Regions from separate parts of the Mus musculus genome. Here regions 2 and 3 are each linked to region 1. A link is a loop called in an ENCODE intact Hi-C map of the cell type or tissue named here. Cell type or tissue: heart. All regions are shown on one strand.

What was found. Peaks named below come from ENCODE experiments on the same cell type or tissue, not always from the same donor. Only the 100,000 strongest peaks of a DNase experiment are listed, where the experiment ranks them.
Region 2: a loop joins it to region 1, with 2.2 times the contacts of the local background. A loop is called at or near these places in 2 of 42 quality-filtered maps.
Region 3: a loop joins it to region 1, with 1.9 times the contacts of the local background. A loop is called at or near these places in 2 of 42 quality-filtered maps.

Annotation. Positions count from the first base shown.
Region 1 is chr17:49,557,402-49,565,401 of GRCm38, reverse strand. It overlaps Daam2 (dishevelled associated activator of morphogenesis 2), which reads left to right and starts at 1,092. Exons shown (of 25, transcript NM_001379372.1): 1 at 1,092-1,199. In heart, CTCF peaks have their summits at 986 and 3,186 (motif pointing left); a DNase peak (open chromatin) is centred at 1,061; H3K4me3 peaks cover 2,467 bases; H3K27ac peaks cover 2,767 bases.
Region 2 is chr17:49,731,618-49,739,617 of GRCm38, reverse strand. All of the region lies in intron 10 of Kif6 (kinesin family member 6), which reads right to left. Among named protein-coding and RNA genes, the nearest start is that of Gm16555, 86 kb to the left of the region's middle. In heart, a CTCF peak has its summit at 3,031 (motif pointing left); DNase peaks (open chromatin) are centred at 1,087 and 6,657; H3K27ac peaks cover 527 bases.
Region 3 is chr17:49,756,072-49,764,071 of GRCm38, reverse strand. Kif6 (kinesin family member 6) reads right to left here. Exons shown (of 23, transcript NM_177052.3): 13 at 5,435-5,650. Among named protein-coding and RNA genes, the nearest start is that of Gm16555, 62 kb to the left of the region's middle. In heart, a CTCF peak has its summit at 4,815 (motif pointing right); a DNase peak (open chromatin) is centred at 7,131.

The DNA of each region.
Region 1 (8,000 bases):
GGTGCTAATGAGACCATTCCCTTTCCTTCGGTTTCCTTTCCTGTTTTGCTCAACCCATCCCATGTTTCTTTATGATGGCACAATAAAGTTTGCTTGTGGGATAATTCAGAAAGGAGATGGTTCACTGCAGATGGTCAGTAAATAAGTCAACCATATGTCTCCTACACCTAAATAATTTTCCACTCCCCCTCTCTTAACAATAATAACAATAATAGATTGCTTTTATGTAGGACTTGCTACGTGGCTGCCAATATTGACAATAAATAGTTGGAAAGGGGGACATCTGGGTGTGGGCAGGGTACACAATAAATAGGCATGCAAGGTACTGTGGGTTATAGAGACAGCTGCTCTTAACTGACACCATTTCCGGTTTGGCCAACGAGACCCACAACCCCACATTTTAAAACACTAAATGCAAGCTTTTGGAGGATGAATAAGCTATTGTATATGGCGTGAACTACGTGTATAAGCAATAGGGTCGGATGAACTGGCCAGCTCTGAGTTGGAAAAAGCATACAAAGAGGCAAGGAGTGTGGAACATAATTTAATAAAAATAAATTTTATAAAAAACCCTATGAATTCCCAAAGAAGAAGTGGAAAAGTTGTTAGGGTGTGGTGCAAGCCTTCTAATTAGTGGTTGCTCTGTGCTGCTGGCTTATCTCTCTTGCCAACACCTTCCAGGCATACACTGACCAGCGAAGGCACCCTGCTTTCCAGCCTGATAGTTGGCTCCCCACATGGTCCTCTGCTAGTTGGCCAGAGGAGGGGAGGCTTCTGCTTAGATGGCCACTTTTAGCCTCTTTGACCCTGATATGCTTCCAAAAAGAGGCAGCCCCCAAGAAGGGCTGGATGCCAAAGTGAGAAAGAGCGGGCCCCAGTCCTGCTGGTCCTGCTGTGTACCGGTGGCTGTCTCTGTCCCAGTCAGTTCCCAGCGTGAAAACTGCAAATCAACTCCCAAGTTGCTGCCATCGGATCAGCACCTAGGGGAAAAAGCCAGAGTCTCTCCTAGCCATAAATATCCCTAGCTCCAAGACGCCTGACGTCAGAGCGGGGCGGGCGGCGGCGCGAGGCCGGCCGGGAGGGAACAGCCTGCTTTCTCCGGAGTCCTGAGCAGCCAAGGACTGAGCTGAGCAAGCGGAGCGCGGTGCCTGCGGGAAGCCGGGACAGCAGCAGCCTCACCGTGCCATGCGGGCCTCAGGGTAGGTGCAGCACTGGAGACTTAGGCGCGGGGAGACATCAGGACACTTTTCTGCCGCTTTACTTTTCCCTGTTGCGTTGGCGTCGGAAAGGCAGCCCCTCCAGCAGCTGCCTGTTTTGTTCTGGAAAATGTTTGCAGAGACTCCGATCCTGGAGTGGGCTGTGTGTGCGTGCAGAGGGGGTGGAGTGAGGAGTGTGTGCATCGGGCCACTCACTGTACACGGCTTCGGAAAACTTTGGAAAACTTTTTAGCGGCTTTGCAATTAGACTCCTGATGGCTTGAGCGAAACGACATAGATAGCACCCCGCTCCCAGATGCTGACAACTTCTTCGGTGGCTACTTTGCCCATTTCGGTGTGTGCGTTCTGTTAGGTGGACTGAAGTCTTTCCAAGCCGACAGCTCCCACTTGTAGGCAGGGCCTTAACAAGGAGGATGGGCAGCCTAGTGGAGTGGCTCTTGTTCTTCAGATAGCGGGACCTTGGGCATGCCGAGAAGCATCAGGGAGATCAGGGAGAGAGAATCCCCAGGCTGTGGCCCTTGGCACCTGTGGGACAGTCCAAACTCTTGCTATGTTGGGGTCTAACCTTCGATGCACTGGGATTCTAACAACGCAGAAAGGATTTAGTGTGGCCACAGGTAACAGGGTGGGAGAGAAGGAGGAGGAGGAGAAGGGAGGGCAGGAGGAATATGATGGAGGAGAAGGGAGGAGAGGAGGAGGAGATGATAGTGCTGCTGGCTGCTATAGTCCTGTGTCCAGCTCTGTGTCAGGAGCAGGGTTGGATGTTTCTGCCCCATGTGCCCATAGTGGGCTAACTTCAGGTTCTCTGGGAGGGACACGGGCTGCAACACCCAAAACAAAATGTATACTGGTAACATAAAGAGACTTGTTTGAGCTGTGGGCAGAGGGAGGGGGCGGTAGGGGAGAGCAAGAGAGATTTTTATCAAAATTGAACACAGATTGCTGGAGTCTGGGCTTGGTTTAACCCTTCTCTCTCTCTGCCTTGGCTGCTTCTCTGCAGCCCTGGGGAGTGTGTGGCCAGTTCCTGGGATGGGGGGAGGGCAGCGTCCTCCCCCCACCCCAGGGGGGTTGTCTGGAAGTCCCCAGGGGCACGGAAGTCACTTTTCTGACTCTCAAGAGCTTTTCCAGTTTTGTGTTGTCCTTCTCTGTGTGGCATCTGTTTCTCAGGAGAGAATGAAGTTGTGCAGGGTTGTTTTGGGGGGGTGGCCACAGGGGTCCACCAACCAGAGAATACACAGTGTACAGTCCTGTGCATGTGTCTGTAGCAGGGATGACAAACAAGTGACGGAGAGAGAGCCTGGATTGGCAGCCATGCTGTCTCTGAAGTCTCTGGTTTTACATCTTGCAGTAGAGCCAACTAACAGTGTTTAGATGGGAGGGAGGAAGCCTGGACTCACCCTATGGTGGGGGGTGTGGGGAGAGAGAGAGAGAGAGAGAGAGAGAGAGAGAGAGAGAGAGAGAGAGAGAGAGAGAGAATGAACAGACCACGGGAAGGAAGGAAATCTGGAAATAAAAACAGAACCACAGGAAGTTGAGATTTGGGGAGGATTTTAAAAATTATACAAATTGACCCCCTGGGAAGTACCGGAAACGACTGAGCAGGCAGCCATGCCATGAAGTGTGTGCGTGGTGGTGATGTGAGACAGGGAAGAAGAGTGTGTCAGTGGTGGCTGGGTCTCTGTGGATGCGCACGGGGCTCGTGCTTACGCAGACATGACTGTGGTGTCAATTCTTGCCTTGGGCATGGAAGCATTTCTCCGATTTCTCCATCCACATTGTGAACTTCATCCTACCTCCTTCTTTTTTTTTTTTCTTTTAAAGCAACAACAACAAAACAACACAAAAACCCACACAAGGGCGCTATTATTGTCTCAGTCTCCTCTGAGGAGTTGTGCCCGCTCTAACCTGACTTAGTCCGGTTTTCAAAACTTCTCCAGATGCTGAAAGACTCAGGGAATACTTGTGCCCCCATCAGGACAGAAGAAGAAGAGACAACCCTCTGGCTTAAGCTGGGGAAGGTGGAGGCTGGGAGAGCAGGGCTCACAGCACAGCAAGCAGAGTCAGGGTGCTTTGTGTCTGGAGAGCTGTGGGAGGCAGAGGGCTTCACTGGGGACTCACTTTCTCTCCATGGTCCTGTTTCCCATACCCTGACCTCCAGGTTCTTTTGATTCAGTACAGGGAACGGTCCCCATCATTGGTCAGTCTTGGATTCAGAGAAATCTGATTATTAAGTAGGAGGGAACAGAAAGGAGCAAAGTTGGGGGGTCTTCGCTTTTGATCTTCCTGTGGCCAAGAGAAGTATTGAGCTCCTTCAACCCAAACACTTAAAGTAAAAGGTAATATTAATGTGCTATTAATATTCAAGAGCAGAGGGAATCCACAAGAGAATTCTCATCCCAATGTGTGTGATGCCCCAGTGTGTGACTCCTCAGAGAGCTCACAGTAAGGGGGAGCTCTTAGCGTTCTTCAGTCCCTAAGGTTTTTCCAGACCCATTTGTGGAATCTCCATCTTGCCCTCTAGATGACAGACACTTCACCGACCTCAGACTGGAGATGAATTTCCATACGAGATGAATTTCCATACCACCGACACTAGGCTGCCATCTCTGGCTTCTGCCCTCTCTGCAATCCACTCCATTCATTGCTTAGCAGAGACACATCTGAGGCATCCCTGAAGACCTCCAGGGGCAAACACACCTGGCAGAAAGAACATGGGGTGCCATTGGTTTGGTATCCATGACTATTTAGATGGAGACAGCCAGGGAGTGTTGAGGGTTCCAGCACTCAGCTATTGGTCCCAGAGGCAGCCTTCACAGTGGAAAGAGTGCTAATTCTCAAGCAGCCTGCTTTCAGCATGGACAGAGACTTGTGTGCGAATGAGTATCCTGGGGCATCCAGTCTTCCAGACTTTCACTTCCTCATCTGGAGAACAGATATAGGTACCATGATTAGGACAGAATTAGCATTTATGATACAAGACTAAGAACTGAACCAGGGATACTGTGGGCTCTTAATAAAGGGGATATTGTATTTTTTCAATATTCAGTGTTTCACTCTTCAGGAGCTTGAATTATTTGGGAAGAGGCATCTCACTGGAAGGTGATCTTATATTTCCCATGGTGTCAGACCAAAGGCTGGAGAGCCTGGTCCTCAGGTTATTTCTGCTTCCTGTAGGAAAGCTAGCTAGGGAGAGTGGCCCATGAGTGTGCCCAAGACTGATATCCCGATGGCGGAGGCAATGTGGAGATCTCTCTTTGAGTGAGCTGTTTAGAGAGGAAGAAATGAGATGGGTGGGCTGTGTATGTGGTATGTGTGGTTTGTGTGTGTGTATATGGTGTGTATGTGTGGGGGATGGTTCGTGGTTTGTGTGTGTATATGTGATGAGGTGCATGTGTATGTATCTGTGGTATGTGTGTATGTGTGTGTGGTTTGTGTGTGTATGATGTGTGTGTGGTCTGGTTTATGGTGTGTGTGTGTGTGTGTGTGGTGTGGTTTTGTATGTGGTTTTGTGTATATGGTGTCCATGTATGTATGTGTGTGCTGCATTGTGCTGCATGTACTGTGCTCTGTGTGTGTGTGTATGTGTGTGTATGTATGTATATGTAGTATGAGGTATATACGTGCATGCTTCTGTGTTTGTGGTGTTCTTGTGTGTGTGTGTTGTGGTTTATATGTATGTGTGTGTGTGGTGTGTACTGTGTTGGGGTCTTCTGAGTGCTGTGTATGCATCTTTGTGTGTGTATACTGTGTTGGGGTCTTCTGAGTGCTGTGTATGCATCTTTGTGTGTGTGTACTGTGTTGGGGTCTTCTGAGTGCTGTGTATGCATCTTTGTGTGTGTGTGTGTACTCTGTTGGGGTCTTCTGGGTGCTGTGTATGCATCTCTCTGTGTGTGTGTGTGTGTGTGTGTGTGTGTGTGTGTGTGTGTGTGTGTGTGAAAGGAAGGGGAGGATAACAAGGTAGAGCAGGTCAGCCAATCTTGTTTGACAAACTTTGGGGCCAAGGTTAGTTAGGCAGCCCCCACCCCCTCCGTGTGCAGAGCTACAGGATGGGAGCTTAAGCTCTAGAGGGTACGGGAGGGGGTGCCACATCATCCATGGGGTGACAACTCTGAAGGCTGAAGGGGCAGCTGCAGGGCCTCTTGGTTCATCCCAGAGCTTCTAAGTCATCCTTCAAGTTGACATTTAAGGCTTTGAAGATCACATTTGTTTTTGTTTTGCTGGAGCTTTCTCTTTAACCATGGCCTGGGATGATCTTTAAGCTTTTTAAGAGGCTCAGTCAGTGGCCAACTTCTCTTGAGATGGGCCAGATTGGGGGGTCAGTGAATTCCTTCGTTTTGGCTGCGTCGGTTGCTTCCAAAGCTCTCCTCACATTTTTTGGGTTTGTTTGTTTTCATTTCTTGATGAGGCCCTCAGACTGCACAGCTGAGATGCCACAGAGGGAGGAGGCACCTTGCTTTGAACGTGGGTATCATTTTGCTCACGCTTCCCCAGGCTTCTTAGACACTGGTCACTTAGAAGTGTTGTGAGTTACTCCCTAGGTTTTCTGAAAAGACAGTAAACACTGGCCAAATGGATGAATGAGCGAATGAATGAGCGAGTGAAACAGGCAACTGAAACAGCTAGATCCTACTTCTGCACCCTATTTTACAAGCAACGTTCTATTAGAGCACCCCTATGCCCATCTGCTTATGATTCTTCCCATCACATCTTCTGTTCTGTCTGATGATATTGGATGGATATTTTGAAGTGAATTGTCTTAGTAGTGTCTTTGCCATCATAGTCATAGCTTTGGACCAGAGGTTGTTCTGTCAGGGGAGGGGTAGTTTTCACCATCATGCCCATTGTTGAGACAGGAAGACTGAGTATGGAAGACAAGAAATAATTTGCAGCATTAAGAAACCAAACACACACAAAAACAAAACCTGAGACATGGTGCAGGTTTTGCAAACTATGCAAACTATCTTTGTTGTAGTTCGATAACTTGGGAGGTGGAGACAGGTGGATCCCTGAAACTTGCTGTCCAGCAAGCCCTGCAGTGTTAGTGATCTCCAGGTCAATGAGAGACTCTGTCTCAAAAACATAAATTAAAAAAAAAGCACATAGCTACAACAAGGTAGGCAAGCACCTGAGGCAGGATGCAAGAACTTGACCTCTGGCTTCCACATGAATATATATAGGCATGAGCACATGAAAACACACACACACACATACACTTACACATTTGTTCACATACACACACAAATCAGGTAGTTATAAATTTTTTTAGCCTCATACAGCATAAAGATACCTATAGGTAATCATAAGAAAGAAAGAAAGAAAGAAAGAAAGAAAGAGAGAGAGAGAGAGAGAGAGAGAGAGAGAGAGAGAGAGAAAGAAAGAAAGAAAGAAAGAAAGAAAGAAAGAAAGAAAGAAAGAAAGAAAGAAAGAAAGAAAGAGGGGGAAAGGAAGGAAGGAAGGAAGAAAGAAAGAAGGAAGAGAGGAAGGAAGGGAGGGAGGGAGGTGAGTGGGGTCTGGTGCATCTGAATACTATTTAGGATCTGTGGAGTAAGCTTTGAAATCAAGTGTTTTGAAATTTGAGTTCTGTCACCACCAGACCTCAAGCTGTTCAGCCTTTCGTCATCTTCTTACACTGTTAATGAGAAAAATAAACATGCTTGCATCTCAGGGTTTTGCTGGAGACGAAGGGAAAGCTCCACAGGCTCTTGAAAAGCATTTGGTGCCCAACAAAATGCTCTGTCTCTCTTGTCTCCAGTTGTAATTTCCGAAAGTCCTTGTGTTGGTCATTGGTCCATGAATCAAAGTGAATAAACCATTTATTCAAAGCTTATCAACAATCCTCGAAGGCGAGGAATTGCGTCACAGATCTATGCTGCCCACAACAGCTAGAAGGTGATCCCTTCTATGTAACTCTGTACTGGAATAAATACAAGGTTGGCAGCTACCTCACCCACAAACCTGGGCTGGGAACTAGCTTGCCATGCACTCTAGCCTAAGCCATGTGTACTAGGCCAACGAGAGACCCTGTCTCAAAAACAAGGTGGACAGTCCCTGAGGAATGGTACCCCAGGTTGATAGCTAGCTTCCACCTGCAAACACATGTGCTTGCATACCTATATACACATGCATATACACATGCATGCATGAAAACACACACAAATGCATGTGTATAACACACCAAGAAGAGAAAAGGGATAGGGGTTTTAAGAGTCTATAAAACTCAGGCATAATTTCCAACTCCCCCACTTGCATCTTGTAAGATTACCTTGCCTGCCTATTGGATTGTTTGTCTCCCATAAGAGAAATGGATGTTTGTGTACATCAGTACCTCCCTCGAAGGTTAATAAATGTTGTCAGCACTTAGCTTGGAGCTTTGATTGCTGTCGTCACTAGCAATCAGCCAAGTAGAGAGAATGTTAAGGAGGTTAGAGTCAAAGTCTGATGCCATCTTCATCAGATAGAACAAAGGAGGTGCCAGAAAAGAAGTCCCAGGAAGCTGTCTGGCACAGTGGAGGCTGCCCGAGGTTCCCGAGATATGGGTAGCCTGGCAAGAGAGCAGATGGAGGTCAGGCCTAGATGGTGTAAGTACGGCAGGTCTATAAGACCAATAGGCATGTCCAGTCGGAAAGCCTATCAGTCCTTAAGTGTCAATGTAGGTTTTATAGCCCTGAATGTAGGCAGAGGCTTTCTCTGCCTCTATGCCCTTGTTTGCAGTTCTGCGTACCCGAGAACCCAAGAGACCTTTTCCAACTTTTGTCTTCCTGACCTGCTCATCCTGGAAAGATT
Region 2 (8,000 bases), 170 kb before region 1:
GTCTTCTTATGCTCCAGCCACGGACTGGACCAAGGACTCTTGCCTGCGTGGGAACCATCAAGCGCTCTCTCCTCCTGCCCTCTCCTCCCTTGGGCCCCAGAGCTGACTGAGCTGCCCGGGGCCCTCATTTGTTCTCAGCTCTTCCGTGGTATCCAGCGTGGGATGCTGGAGGCTGAGAACCTGGTACCTAGGGCTGCCGCTTGTCCACCCCCTGCCAAGCTGGGGATCCATGGCTTTCCATAGCCAGACACCCACCAGGGGCCGCGTGGAAAGCATGGGGCAGTCCTCCCGCATCTGCCCGCCCAGAGCATCAGAATTCTGGCAGGACGCGGGTTCTCTCCCCTCTTTCCCCCACACCCATGGCCTCACACTGCCTGATATTAATTATATGCCTGATCATTGATTAATATAATTCTAAGGACCCAATGCTGGGCCAGAGGCAGTGTGTGGACATTTACTTTGTCGCCCAGTTCTCTCTCTTGCTTCAGAAGCCTTCACTGCTTGAAGAGTCAGCAGTTCCCAACTACAGTGTCAGAAGTCAGACCTTCATATACAGAAGGTATTGCCCTTCCCTGCTTGGGAAACAACCTGAGTCCTTTCCTGGCCTTCAGCTGGCATCTCAGAAAGAAATAGCTTGTAAATGACCTAGTAGGGAGCCAGTTCATGAAAGGGAAAAAAAATCTAGAGAAACCTCAGTGTCTGATATTGATCAACACAGGAACATCTTGGCAACTCTAGAACATTCTAGCATTCAATCACTTACGTTCCTTAGAAGTTGATTGTGCAGGAGGCAAGGTGGGTCATGATCCCAGAACTTGGAGGATGGAGGCTCCCTGGTATGCAGTGACTTCCTGCTCCTTTGCTTTGCAAACATTTCTATCAGGCGTGTAGGGGTGGGTGTTTATGGTGTAGGCGCACACATGCCAGGGAGTGTGTTTGGAGGTCAAATGACAACTGGAGGAGTTGGCTCTCTCCCTTTACTGCTTGGGTTCCAGGGATAAGGCTCAGGCCAACAGCGGCTTGGCAGCAAGCACCTTTATCTGATGAGCCAATCCGAAGGCCCAACTTTCTCTAAAAGGACAGAGTCACGTCTCTTAGACCAGAAGCCAAGCGACGAGGTTATCCAGAGAGAGGAGGAGGCGCACGGCTGTGAATGTCAGCAAGGAGTTTCTAACTAGCTGGAAAGGCACACAGTGCTGCCTGCTGCCTGCTGCCGAGCTCGTGCCAAACAACTAATCTACAAAAGGACATCAATGGGAAGAGCAGTTTACACTCATGACAGTCAGAGGAGGAGTCAGTGTAGGAGAAGGGGAACTGATTTCTGCAGAAATGTGTAGGAATTTGACATGGGGCAGCAGGGACTTGAATGAGGACAGGTTTTTAAGGAGGTGGCAAAAGAATGTTGGGTTAGTGACAAACACAGAGGGGACAGCTGGGAAATCTGAAGTGAAGGAGAGGAAGAGTATGAAGAGTCCCCGGGAACAGAGGAGGACATACCCAGGCTCCGGTCATGGCGGCTGAGGTCAGCACCTTAGCTACATTGAGATAACCAGGACAGGACGTCTACTTGGCCAGACAGGGCAGGCTGAGGACTTGGGTTTTGGCTTCTCTTCTTTTTTCTTAGAAAATGTAGAAGTGGGAGGGGAAATAATTGTAGCTGTGACCAAGAGTGTACGCAAGCCCAAGAAAAGTGCTATAGCAGCTTAGACTTGAGTTGGTGGGCAGGACAAATTAGAGGCGCTTCCTTGGGGCACTGGACATATTTCGGTATATATTCCTTGGGTTAGATATATTCTATGAACTCAGACTTACACATAATCTTGATGCACTAATTAATTAATTTTTACATCTATTTATTCATTGTGTGTGTGTATGTGTGTGCATGAGTGTGTATACCTTGTGTGTGCATGTGCGTGCTATAACATGCTGCTTCTGGAGGTGAGAGGACAACTAGCCCAGAGACAATAGTTCTTCCCTTCCACCCTGTAGATCAAACTCAAACTCAGCTCATCAGTCCTGGCAGCAAACATGGGTTACTGAGCCAACTTGCCTTCCCTTACATGCTTACATGTCATTTGGAGACAATTCTCTGTTACGATGTGCTTAAGACGAATAGCCCACCCAAATACATTTGCTTATTAGTTGTAAAATTAAAAAGGATTTATCCTGATGGAGCTGGTGACATGGTGCAGGGGGAGCATTCATGGGTACCAAGTCTATAGCCTCAGACAGAACACAGTTCAACACCTCCTCTCAAAAGCCTCAGGGAGTGGGGATAAAACAAACTGTTCCCTCTGAACTCTGGTTAGCCTGTGGATTTGTAAGCAAAATGAGATAAATTAGAAGATAGACTGAAAGGTTCGATTCGTGATGCACGCAGAGTTAGCATCCCCCACCTAGCAAACCCTGAGTGAACAACTAGGATCCTTTGCTGTATCAACAACAAACCTCAACTCAATGCATCTCGCCCTTTTATAAGATTTCACGATGTCCCCTAACAATTTTATAACATGTCTGAGGATTTTTAGTGCAGCTATTATGCAGATGTTGAAATGTGAAATTCAGAAAATGACAAGCAGAAGATTTTTGTTGACGTGTCCAGCGTTTGAAAGGAAAGAACAGAGAATTCGAAGTAAGAGCAGCTCGGGGAGGCACCTGGAAAGTGCACTGTGCTGGTAAAATAGAGTGTTCACATCCTGGTTCCGAGGGGGCAGGGATCCCACAGGAGAGGGCTGAGGTGACAGACATGTGCGTTCCACCTCTCCATGTTGGATGGTACACTTGAGCCACTTGCAAAGTCACCATCTTCCTTCCAGTAAGAAACATCTCCTTTCCAAATTCCTGCTTGCTTCGCACTGGCTTGCATGCAGGCACAGACACAAGAAGGCTTTCTTATCAGTTTTTAAGTTTTCCACAAAGCAGCGCATACTATGGCTGGAGAGATGGCTCATCCGTTAGATTGTGCTCCTTTTACAGAAGACTCAAGTTTGGTTCCCAGCATCCACTTCTGGTGACTCTTAACCTGCTTGTAATTCCAGGTCAAGAGAGGGGAATCTGGCGCCCTCTTCTGGCCACCACAGGCAACTGCATTCTCACACACACACACAAACACACACACACACACACACACACACACACACACAAATTAATCTTTTTTATTAAAAAATTGACACATTAATCTACACATTATGGCATTTACACATACATAGTTGCAAAACTTTAAACAAATTTTCATTTCAGTTTATACAATGATGTAAATTTTATGCATCTGTTGCCTTCATGACATGCCACTACCTCAGTTTTGATTTCCCAAGTACCTTCCAGGTTTTAGCAGAATTTTCTTCCTCTGGGAATACATAGGACCCTGTTATGGTTAACGTGGACAGTGAGACACAGTGCAGTCAGTGTGGATTTAGGAGCATTTTACTAATATCTCATTCTGGCTATTTATAGATTTTGGTTTGTTTAGTCTTTCAAATATACAATATGCATGTGTGTGTGTGTTGTATGTGCATATATGTGCAGGTATACACACCCATGAGTGCATACTAAGATCAGAGAACAACAGGTGTCCTGCTCGGTTATCCTTTGCTTTCCTGGCTTCAGAGCAGGGGCTCTCAGTACCACTGGAGCTAGGCTGGTGGCCAGCCATCCCCCTGTCTTTATGCCCCATTTAGTGCTGGAGTTACAGGCACACATAGCCACACGTGGCTTTTTATGTGAGTGCTAGAAATTTGCACTCAGCCCCCGTGCTTGCCCAGGAACCGCCCATGCTCAGTGAGACATCTCCCAGCCCCTGGATATGCTGCCTTGTGTCAATTTTGAAGGAAAGGCAGCAGCCTGAAATCATGGAGCCTGTGCTATTACAGCCTGATACAAAAACACAAATATTGACTATGAGCATGGTTTAATGTTAAAATTGCAGAACCAGATGCAATTTCACTCTCAGAGATAACTGTGTGTTTTGGAATATTTTTCTATATGCCAAGAGACAATATTTGGTTTTAATGCTGCTATGAAAATCTAGACTACATTTAATGGGAAAAAAGGCATTTTTCCTTCTGCTCATTAATTGAGCAAAGTGATTTTATTGTGATACTTGGAGGTGTGAAGTCAACAAGTCACATTAATTTGTTTAAAGATAATCTTTCATTTTCGGTAGAAACTTTAGGAAATATTGTCAGGTAAAAGAAATAAGGGGAACACTACCATATCCCCAGTACTTTTTTTAAATCCAGTATTTTATTTTTTGGATACATGCTTGGTCATGGGTATAGCTAAAGAGAATCATAGTAATATATAATAATGGGGGTATGTTGGTGGCAAGACCAGTATGTAAGAGCCCTTGCCACCAAACCTGATGACCTGAGTTCAGTCTCCAGGACCCAAGATGTGGAAGGAAAGAACCAACTCCTACAAACTCCCCCATGCCCTCAACAAGTGTGTATGCATGTGTACACATCCCCAAATATGTGAAAAACTATAATATAATAGAGATGGGGATAATGAAGGCCTGTCTGCTAGTGCCATCTGGGAAGAGGGAGCCTCAGTTAAGAAGATGGCCAGCAGATTGGCTTATGGTGCACTTTCTTGATTAATAAATGATGTTGGAGGCCCCAGCTCCCTGTGGGAGAAGCCACTCCTTGGCTCATGGTCCAAGGTCGTATAAGAAAGCCGAGTGAGCAAGCCTAGAGGAGCAAGCCAGTTGGCAACACTCCTCCATGGTCTCTGCTTCAGTTCCTTCCTCCAGGTTCCTGCCTCAGATTCCTGTCCTGACTTCTTTCAATGATAGGCTGTGCTGTGGAATTGCTAGGCAAAATAAACCCAAGTTGCTTTGGGTCATGATTATCTATCACAGCAAAAGAAACGTAACTAAGACGGAGTGAAAGGCATATGCTTTGGTTGAGGCTTGACAAACATCAGTAAACAAAGTCCTTTCTTCAGAGGAAAAAAAAAATCTATACCAGAATTATAGGGAATTGATATCAGCAAAGACTCATGGTATTCCCCTGGACCAGACACTCTGTTTAGTGTGTAACAGAGCCCATGACCCTCCTGTCAGTACTGTGATGTGGGAACTATTGCTGCCCCCACACAGCATGCAGTCCAGTGACAACATAGCCCCCACAGTCTGGTTAGAAGATAGAAACCAACAGAGGAGGGACAGTAAGACTAGTCTCCCTAGGTTGGAAGGAGAGCCAAAATTAGAACTAATCTCTTAAAGGTTAGCCATTTCAATTTATTGACTCTGCCTGAACTCGGTGACTTGAGGCAAAAGTTCAGAAGAGAACTGCTGGATGGACAGGGTGTTCTGGGATGGAATTCCTCAGACTCAGCAGTCGAAATGCCAGGATGGGCCTTCTGCCTGCAGAGGCCACGTCTGATAGGGACTTCTAGGGAAATCTCTGAGCAAAGATTCAGAGAAAAGCAGTGATGGCCCTGAGGGCCTGACCAGGCCCGACAGTCCATTCTGACAACACGCCCACTGAGGCCAGCTCAGATCAGTGACACTACTGAGCCATCTCTCCAGACCTACGTTTATTTTCTTTACTTGAGAGACTTACTTGATAGAATAAAGTGCACGAGAGAGTCAAAACTAGAGAATCAATTAGCTTTATATTTCTCATAACCCGTGTTCATTTTCAGTGGTAGATTTAAATGCATAAAAATATATTCAACAGTGAAAGTGTAAAATCCAACGTGAAGCTACACAGGTTTTAGTGGCTTCTTGGGCTGTGGAGCTCATTGAACTGCGCCGTCTTTGAGTCTGGTTAGTTTTAGCGTTTGCTTTTGTCATTTGTAACATATTTTATAATAAAATTCAAAATAAAAAAAATAAGATCTCAGAGTCTACCTTAGGTACATTTATTTGGACCGAAGTAGAAACTTGGGCATCAATGAAGTTTTATTAGGACAAATGAGTCCTTCTGAAACAAACACTCTCTGTGTGTTCTTATAACATACTGTGCCCTTCAACCAATCTTATTCTTCTTTAGTATTGTGAAGAAACACTTTTAGGAGCTAGGGAGAAAGATAGTTGAGCTGGTAAAATGCATACCACACTAGTAGGAAGAACAGTTCAGTCTCCAGGATCAGGAGAGAGAGAGAGAGAGAGAGAGAGAGAGAGAGAGAGAGAGAGAGAGAGAGAGAGAGAGAGAGAGAGAAGATGGAGCAGGTGTGCTTATAACCCAGCAGCCACAGGCTGATTCCCAGGATCCACTAGGCAGCTGAGCCTCGTGGGTGAGCCCCAGGCTAATGAATGACCCATCAGGAAACAAGACGGACCTGAGAAAAAGACACCTGTGGTTGATCTGATGGTTGCACACACACACACACACACACACACACACACACACACACACACACACACACACATACATGGGCACATGCATCTACATCCACACACTTAAAAAATTCCTAAAAGGTAGTGATTTTCCAGAAAGGCTGAAAGCAAAGTCTGGGGGTGAAAGGGGAACCCCTGCTTTTGTCTGTACATGGTTTGAAGCCTCAGGGTCAACCCTAGAGTTTGCCGGCATTCTTCATCTCTTTAAGCAGGTAGTTAGGTCCCGCTTGCCCACTGGGTCAGCTCTACTGCTCACCAGTATTTTCGGCAGGCGATGATCCCGTTTCTATTCCTACACCAGTTCCTTTTTCAGACTCTCATGTGAATGGAATCCCAGTGTGTAGCTTGTGTCTGGCTGCTCTTGGCTAACACCATGCTTTTGACATTCCCTCAAGCTGCTGCCAGTTTCAGTAGCTCCATCTATGTCAACTGCTGAGTAGAATTCTATTATGTGTCTATCCTAGCATCTGTTTAGCAACTCAGCAGACGAGAGACATTTCCAGTTCCGGAGAGTAGCGCCTAAAGATGTTAGTGAGATTTCTCATGTAAAGGCCTTTGTGTGACCTATGCTTGCTCATCTTATGGAAGGTGACCTTACAAAGTGGCTATAATCAGATTTATAGTGCTAGGCTAACTTACTTAGTGTGTATATGGGTGTGATGTGCAAGAAAATGTCAGGCCTGGTGATGTATGCTTTTACCCAGCCATCTTGGAGGCCCAGGCTGTTTAATGCTTTGAGAAAATGGCAAACTGTCTTTCCATAGTGGATTTCGTCCACATATTCATTGACTGTTTTATTCTTAGTTAGCTGTGCTGATTTTCCAAGTATTTTGGGAAAAAAATCCTTTACAGAAAATATGTTTGGATAATAAAGTATATCATTTAAAACATTTTCTTAGCATCTTTCAAAGAACAGATGTTTTAAATTTTGATGAAAGCTAGTTTATTGTTTCTTTCCCCTTTGATACTTTTTTTTGTTTTGTTTTTGAATGTTCTAAGAAATGTTGGCCTAATGGATGATCACAAAGACTTTTCTTATCTTTCCTTTTCAGGAGTTTTATATTTGAATTTGTACATCTATGCCTACGATCTAGTTAAAGGAAACACTTGGATGTGAGGAACAGTCTGAGACATTCTTTGTAAAGAACATTTTTGTTTTATTTGTGTGTTTTTGTATGTGTTTGCACATGTGCACATGCATGTGTGTGTGTGTGTGTGTGTGTGTGTGTGTGTGTGTGTGTGTGTGTGTGTTCATATGCCAGTGGTGGTCAATTCTCTTCTTCTCCCTGGTGGGTCCTGGAGATTAAACTCAGGTTATCAGGCTTGGTGGCAAGAGCCTTCACCCACTCAGACATCTGCCCTGTGACCCAGGTCCTTCTGCAAAGCTGTTTCCGGGCATGCCAGTACTGTGTGGATGTTAGCAACGGTGTGAATTTCACATTCTGATTGTTAGCTTTTCCCTCATTGAGATCTTATGGGGTTCAAACTACATTTATAGGTCAATTTAGGCAGAGCTGACATCTAAGCATGGGCCCAGCCCATCTATGAAGATGGTATAGCTCTCTGTCTCTTAGAAAGCACCCCTCTAGTGTTTTATAGCTTTAATCATACAGATGTTAGGCATATGTGGTTAAATTTATCATTGTCAGTTTTAATG
Region 3 (8,000 bases), 200 kb before region 1:
AACCTACATTTTGTCATTTTGTCATGTGGCTGGTGACCTGTCTATGCTTAGGTACCATGCGTCCTGTGTCCCTGCTCCTCACATCTTCCTGGGTAGATCTTCCTGTGCTTGGCTCTAAACCAGAATTCTTCCCCCCACCCCAGATGTCCCACCTTCTATTTCCTGCCAAAGCCATAGGACATAAGCTTTTTAATTGACAGGTGATATATCCATGCAATACATAAGATGTTCTCTTTACATCCTTGTGCTCACAAGACAAGCACTTTATCAAAAAATCCATCTCCCTAGCACTGGACTACTTTTTGGAGGAACCATGCCAGCCGCTTCCCTTGAAATTTCACTCCGTGGAATGACAGCTCTATCCACTGATGTATTGCTCCAACTAGACTCAAATCACCACAGGTACTCACAGATGGTGATTCCAAAAGAGATCAATTGGTACAGAGATAGATAGATAGATGCCAGGTAGATAAATGTAGAACAGAAGTAGGTAGACACAGATATAAAGCGATAGACATAGATAGAGACAAACAGATAGTGCTTGCCTTAGTTTGTTTTTATATTGCTGTGATAAAGACTGTGACCAAAAACAACTTGAGGAGAAAATATTTTACTTGACTTCTATGTGCTAAGCACAGTCCATCACTGAGAGATGTCACAACAGGAACTCAGACAGAACAGGAACCTGGAGGCAGGAACTGAAGCAGAGGCCATGGAGGAATGCTGTTTATTGGCTTGTTCCCTGTGGCTTGCTTGGCTGACTTTCTTATAGAACCCACAATGGTGGGGCTGGGCCCTCCAACATTCATCATAGATCAAGAAAATGCGCCACAGACTTGCCTACAGGCCACTTGGATTGGTGGCGTTTTCTCAGCTGAGGCTCTTCTTTCCAGATGACCCTAGCTTGTGACAAGGTGACAGAAGCAGGCTGGGACAGAACATCTAAGAGCTCATGCTGTCCACCGCAGTTAGCTAAACATCAGAAATTCCTTCTCAACAAAGGTCACTGTGCTTCCAAACCAAACCAAACAGAAACCATTGCTCATTTCAGAAGTCTGAGGTAAGACCTCCTAAGACCTCACTGTGCTCACAAAGACTACAAGACGAAAGTCTGGGAGTGCTTGGACTTGAGAGCAGATATCTGCCATCTGTGCGCTTGCGCATCTGTGTGTGGCCTTTTCTCCCTCCTGGCTTCTTGTTTCCTTGCCTCATCTATGTGCCTTTCAAATAAGGGTTTGAAAGATGCATTTCCCCCAGGAACTGACAGGGTCATCTGTGACTGGAAGTCCTGGGCTCTGCAAGGATACCTTTTCTCTGGGAAGCATAAAGGTGGATTTTTGTCCCCATTGGTGTCTCCTGGAGCTTTTTGTTGTAACTTAGTGGAGGACCGGGTATAGCTAGACTAATAAACAGTAGGTTTTGTTCTCAAGAGAACAACTTAGTTTATGCGGACATGCGTTGGTTCTCCCACAGGCCAGAAGAGATGAAGCCGGGGTTATGAGCTGCTGAACATGAGTGCTGTGAAAAAATGCCAGGATCTCTGGAAGAATATGGCATGCTCACATGCTCTTAATTATGGGTCATATCACCAGCCCCTCCACAACATGGTCGTCGTCATCATCACCATCACCATCATCATCTGTTATCATCAATATTATTATCAGAGACAGGAATTTTATTTTATTTTATTTTTTGCTGAACCTAGAGATCACTCATTCAGCTAGGGTGGCTGGCCAGTGAGCTCCTGGGATCTACCTGCTTCTGCCCAACCAGTGCTGGGATAAGAGGCACATGCTGCTGTGTCTGGCTTTCTGTTAGAGTTACAGAGCTGTGAACTGCCACGTGGGTGTGAGGAATCGAACCTGGGTCCTCTGGAGGAGCAATATAAGTTCTTAAGTACGGAGACATCATTTTACCCTAGCCCCCACCCCACCCCATCCCACCCCACCCCACACTAAACAGCTGGTTTAATGAGGTGCTGCGGATGGAAATCAGGCTTGTGTTTGCTAGGCAAAGCACTCTACCAACAGAGCCACATCCCTAGCCCCGTGAAAGAACAGAATGACTCTCCAACCGAGTCTGAACAATCCCTCTGGTCTCTCTGAGGAAACCACAATAGACATTCAGTCTCCACATCAGCCACTCAAAGCCCCAAAACCTTGACTCTCTTCCACCTGGCCAGCTGCTTGGACAATGACTTCAGGATTCTCCGGTGAACCGTAAATCCAGCCCCACTTTCTAATCCAAAGGTGCTCAGGCTCGGCATCCATTAGAGGTGAGCGGAAGAGAGTGGAGGAAAGGGGCACGCTTTGACCACACTTTCGGAGCCCGGGCAGTGTGAGCTAATCTGCATTAGAACGAGCCCTGGCACGGTTAAAAGAAACAAAAACACCTTCCTAAGGCAGAAAAACTTCCAAAACAGCAAACTTACTAATGTATTCGAATATGCTCACGTAAGCTTTCCACACATAAGCCTCTGCAGCCCTGAACATCTAATCGGCTCCCAGGATCTTAAACATAATCAAGGATCCCATTCCATGGCGCATGGCGCTTGCTCCGCGACTCTAATTCCTCCCCAATTTTCATTCCTATTTGTAGTCTTTGCCAGACAATAAAGTCCATTCCCCTTCAAACCCTTCCCCAAATGGTTAGATCATTATCAGGCCATTTGTCGGCTGACTCCCATTTACAATTCTCCTGGAACTCCAGCCAATGGCAGTTAGGAGGACTCCAAAGCACTTTCAGACGGGCGGCCCCTCTCCATGGCTTTGGCCTCATTTGTTCTCGGAGTTTGAAGACAATTGCTCTTGTTCTCTTTCTTTCTTTCTTTCTTTTTTTTTTCAGACATTTTCAATTCAAGTAAACTTAATTTGTTTTCCAAACAAGACTGCGGTCCATCTCAGTGGCAAGATCAAGGGAGGGGCGAGACCTTGGAAAAGTTTCCTGTAATTATAGAAGGAGGGAGGAGCACGAGATGCTCTGTGTGTGTGTGTGGGAGGGGGGGGGGAGATCATTCTGAAGAGGGAGATGGTGCAGAAAGAAGAAGTAGACATTCGAAAAGTCTAGCCCAGAGCTATGGTTGGGTTGGTGATCCTGAGTGCATTTTTTCATATACGCAACAGTTCAGAAATTAGAGCTTGCATTCGTTATGAGCCCTGGTGTTCCCCCACAGGTCCTGAAAATCACCTTTAGTTTGGCTGGTGTAGGGTAGGAGGGGAAGACACCTTTCCTCATCTGTCATATGGGCCACCAATGTCTCTCCTATAACAAAACATAGACTGGAATAGGAGAAGTGCAACCGATTTTTTTTAAAGTCAACTTGTGCCTGGTCAAGGAGTCTTCAGGAGGAAGGCCTAGGCCCAAAGACCTAGAGAAAATCCTTTAATGTATAGGTCTGAGGATAGCTTTATAGAAATATGACTGGCCCAAAGAAACGATCTGATACAATGGGCTGGGTAAGATGGTTGGGCAGCGCACAACAATGCTCATCTCTGCCTTTCTGTGGCCTCTCTTCCCACTGGGTAGAGGACAGAATCTCTTTTTCAGGGAAGGTTTCATGATCCGGCCAGGCAAGGTAAGCCAGAGAATTCCCTACGGCGAGTGACATTTGGAGAGATGGGGTCTAGGACAAAGACTGTGTTTGTTTATGCATGTCCTCATCTTTAACTTGGGGCAAAATGAAAACTTACCCCACAGGATAAGGATTAAATGAGTTCATTCAAGGCAAGAATTTAGTCTAGAACTTGAAAGTGCCCTCAAGACAGCCTAGTTTAATCCCAGCAGCTGCATGGTGCCAAGGGAGACTCCGGACTCTCAAAAGTTGTTCTCTGACCCCCACATGCAGGCTATGACATATGTCCACACCTACAAACACATATACACATAATAAAGATATTGAATGTAGTGACTTCTTAGAGTATATGCACCCCAAATACATTCAGAATGGATGGGTCAACCGAAGGACTCAGCAGTCCACATCCTGCCCGTTTGATTCCAACCAGTAGAGAGAATGTCACAGAATGTAGCAAGGCTGTGTGCAATCAGTGCCAGAGAGGGATCAGTCGTCCTCACTTGCACAAACTCACTGCCGTTTCCCTAGAACACGGAACCCATGCTGCTGGGCTGTGGAAGAACTGAGACGAGATGATGTGGAATTTAAAGATGCAGGGGTGAGATTTCACATAATCTGTCTCCGTGTTACTTCATGATGTCTTTCATAGCCGGAGTCTGCTGCTTAGAGAAGGCCTATGCTGCTTTCATTTCCGTTGTGACAGAATATCCTGACCAAAAGCACCAGGGGGAGGGCAGTGTTTACTTGGTTCACAATTCTAGACTGCTGCTGCGGGGGAAGTTAAGGCGTGAACTTTAAGCACCACACCCACAGTCAGGAGGAAAGAGAAGACATGCTGGTACCCTCGCTTGCTTACTCTGCTAGGGTCCTTCACTCTTACACAGCCCAGGGTGCTGACCACGAGTGATGCTCTACATGCTCAAGGCCATGTTCATTCTCACAACACATCTCTGTATTCCTGAGGGAGCATGTTCTAGAAACCATGTCAAAGAAATCAAGACAAGCCCTTACAGACATTCCTATAGAGCCTGTAGGAATATAAGCCTAGAGTACAGGCTAACCCAGTCTAGACAGTTCTTCAATGGAAGACTTCTTCCCAGGTCATTCTGGGTTGTGACAAGTTGACAAATAAAATGAACAGGCCTGACACCAGACTTGTAAACTTCTCCCAGGCTAAATGCCTTAGAAAGTTTCTAAGCAAATTTGTGCACAGGAAATGCTATCTTACATGGCCAACAGGGGGCGCTCTCCATTCCTCTGTACCATCCTTCATAGTCCTCAGGGTCCAGGCCAGGGTCAGTCATGTGACTCGACAACATGCTGGTCTACAAACGGTTAATGCACGCAAAGGAGACTGGGCTTCTAATGAGCTCCTTAGAAGCCTTACCAACATCTCTATTGACAGTTAGAAAGGAAAATGCAGAGATGAGTCCAACCCTGGGAAATCCTATAACCTCATAAATTTGCTTTTTTTTTTTTTTTAAAAGAAAACCAGCCTTTGATAAAAGCTATATTGATGTGTTAAAGTTATTTGGCTGCGGACAGTTGACAACATCTCCACATTGGTGCCACAACATGGACCTCGCTCTTGCTTTCCTGTCACGGAAAGGGGTTCCTTCCCCTCCTCTGAAGCTAACGTCTCTACTTGTGCCCAGACCCATCTCACGCCACATCCAGTACCTGCCACGATAGACTCCATTCTTCCTAACTCACTTCTGAAGTCGGAAAACAAATACTTCACTTGAAAAAACCATTCTAACCAACACATCATCAGAACCTTCATCTCTGCACAGTTCAGACGACAGGTGTGATGTGGAAACCCATCACGGATAATGAGCAGTACTGGAAATGTTGTCGTCCCACCTGTTTTTTTGTGGAGCAAGCTGGATCTGTGCCTGCAGATGCTGAGGTCCTGGGTGTGGCTCGGGGCTGAGGAGAATGGGGTCCTTGGGACCGCTGGGCTCCCAGCGATGAAGGGCGAGTTCTGAGGTGGCCTGGTATCGCTTTTCTCTAGGCTTGAATTCTGGAGGGCATCCTGAGTTTTCTTCTTTTCCTTTTTTAACATATTGACCAGGATATCTAAATATCTGATTTAAGGATTTAGTGGCTCCTGAGAGATGATCATGATTAGACAAAAATTCCTAAAGCCAATACTGTCCTCCAACCAAATAATTGTGATTAGTGCCCTTTGGTGCAGCCTGGCCACAGGAACACAGTGACTCCGTGAATTTGCATGTGCAGGTGTCTGCAGCTTAGGAGGGAATCAGCCATTCACTGTGACACAGTGCTATGGAAGCTATCAAACTGAGAGACCTTTAAAATGCTGACTAACATTGGTATGGAAAAGGAAAAATGTGAGCCTGGCCATGCATCTGTGTTGGCAGAGTGCTCACCCAGCACACACGATGCCCGGAGTTCATCCCAGGACCACTCGGAGCCGGACAGTGTAGTTCATGCCTATAATCCCAACACTCTCTAGGTAGGAGGAGGACCAGAAATTCAAGACCATCCTTGTCAACTTAATGACGGGTCTATGTAAGATGCTGTCTTCTTTTCAGCATCCATGCAAAAGGCTGGGCAGAGAGGGTGAAGCTGCTTGCCAACAGTTCTGGGAGGTGGCACAAGGACAACACCCGGAGCCTTCTGGCCAGTGTGATTGATCAAATCCGCAATCTCCAGACTCTAGTGAGAGACTCTCTTAAAGTATAAGACAGAGAGCGATTGAGGAAGATACTCAATATCAGAAGAGCATGTGTGCACATGGACACTCATGTACTCAGGAGAGTTAGAAAACACAGGGGCAGTATGAGAGAGATGGCTACTACTCAGAACAGAGGGAGGGGTTTAGGTTACACATGTTTTTGAGCAAGTAACACAGAAACAATCCAACCTCCATAGTTCTCCTCAGTTTAACTTCAACTTGTTGATTTCTGGGTAGCCAATCCGTTTTTCCCTTAACATACCCAGGGTGGCCCCCATTCCTTCTTGCCTCATTAAAGTACATTGTCAAGAGCTAGTCACAGTATCTCAGAATATCTCTGTTTGTCCTCTCTTCCCAGTATGTGAGTTCTAGGTGTTAAACTCGTGTTGCCAGGCTTGGCAGCAAGTGGTTTACACACCGAGCTCTCTCTCGCTCGCCTCTCTGCCCCAATTCACATCACCATTCTGAATTCAAACCTCAGCGTGAAGGAACCTTGAGTGACTTATTCACAGTGTGAAGCATCTAATGTCACCCATGTGAACAGTCGTATACGATTCAGAACAGTGAAGACAGTGCGCGCGCGCGCACACGCACGCACACACACACACACCATGACTCACTTTTCGATAAGCACACGCAAGCCAGCCTGGACTGGTTCCTCTCTGTCACATCTCATTTCATTTCCCCTCAATGCATAGACGCTCATAAGCCGTGGCAAGTATTGAGAGGTTGGTAGGAGTGTTTAGCGGGAAGATCCCAGTCTAGGATCAAAGCCAAGAAAAGAAGCAGAACACAGACTGGGGCGAGGGCCAGGGTTGAGGCCATCCCTGGAGATGGATGGGGTAGGAAAAAGGGAAGGAACGCAGGGGTGACAACACTGTGGGCGGCACTTGGAGACAAGGGCGTGCGTGGGGGTGTAATTTGCAGTTGGACTTACCGTTACTGGCTGGATAATAAAGTGGCTAAAACTGACTTGATTTTGACATGGGGTCTGCTAAGACTCAACTAAAATTAGAGGCTGAAGCTAATGAGGTAGTTCATCAACTCTGCTTGGGTTGGTTTTTAACCTTGTAAGCTTCTCCCACCCACCTCTCTCTGTCTCTGTCTCTGTCTCTGTCTCTGTCTCTGTCTCTGTCTCTCTCTCTCTGTTTTTGTGTGAGTGTCTGTGTGTCTGTGTGTGCCTGTGTCTGTGCTGGTTCTGCAAAAGTCAGGAGAAGGAATCCGATCCCCTAGAGTTGGAGACAGGAGATTGTCCATCACCCGATGTGGGTGCTGGGGCATGACTGCTGAGAGATAAACATAGCTCCCTGGAAGAGCAGGGACCCTTTTCTAGCCTCTGTACACATTCTTAGCAGATGTACAAACATGAACATATAGCATGATATATTTGCTCATGTGTCCCCAGCCCCATGTTGGAGACGGAACCCAGGTCCGTGTCTCCAGCTCCTGCAAGATCAGTATGCACTTTTAACTGCTGAGCCACTTCCCCAACTCCTGTGTAATCTGCACATCAGCTTCACTGAAAGTGTCTTTGTAAAGTTTTTTTTAAATGACTAATATACATTTATAAAACTTTGGCAGACTCATTCCCTGTGAGGGTTTAAAGGCTATAAGTGTCATGAAAGTGTCCAGTCTCTTACAAGAAGATTGAAAGGTAAAAACGAGGAGCAATGCTGAGGAAATGCCCCCAAGGCCTGAGGTCCAAGCAGTCCCACTGGGACTCTTCAG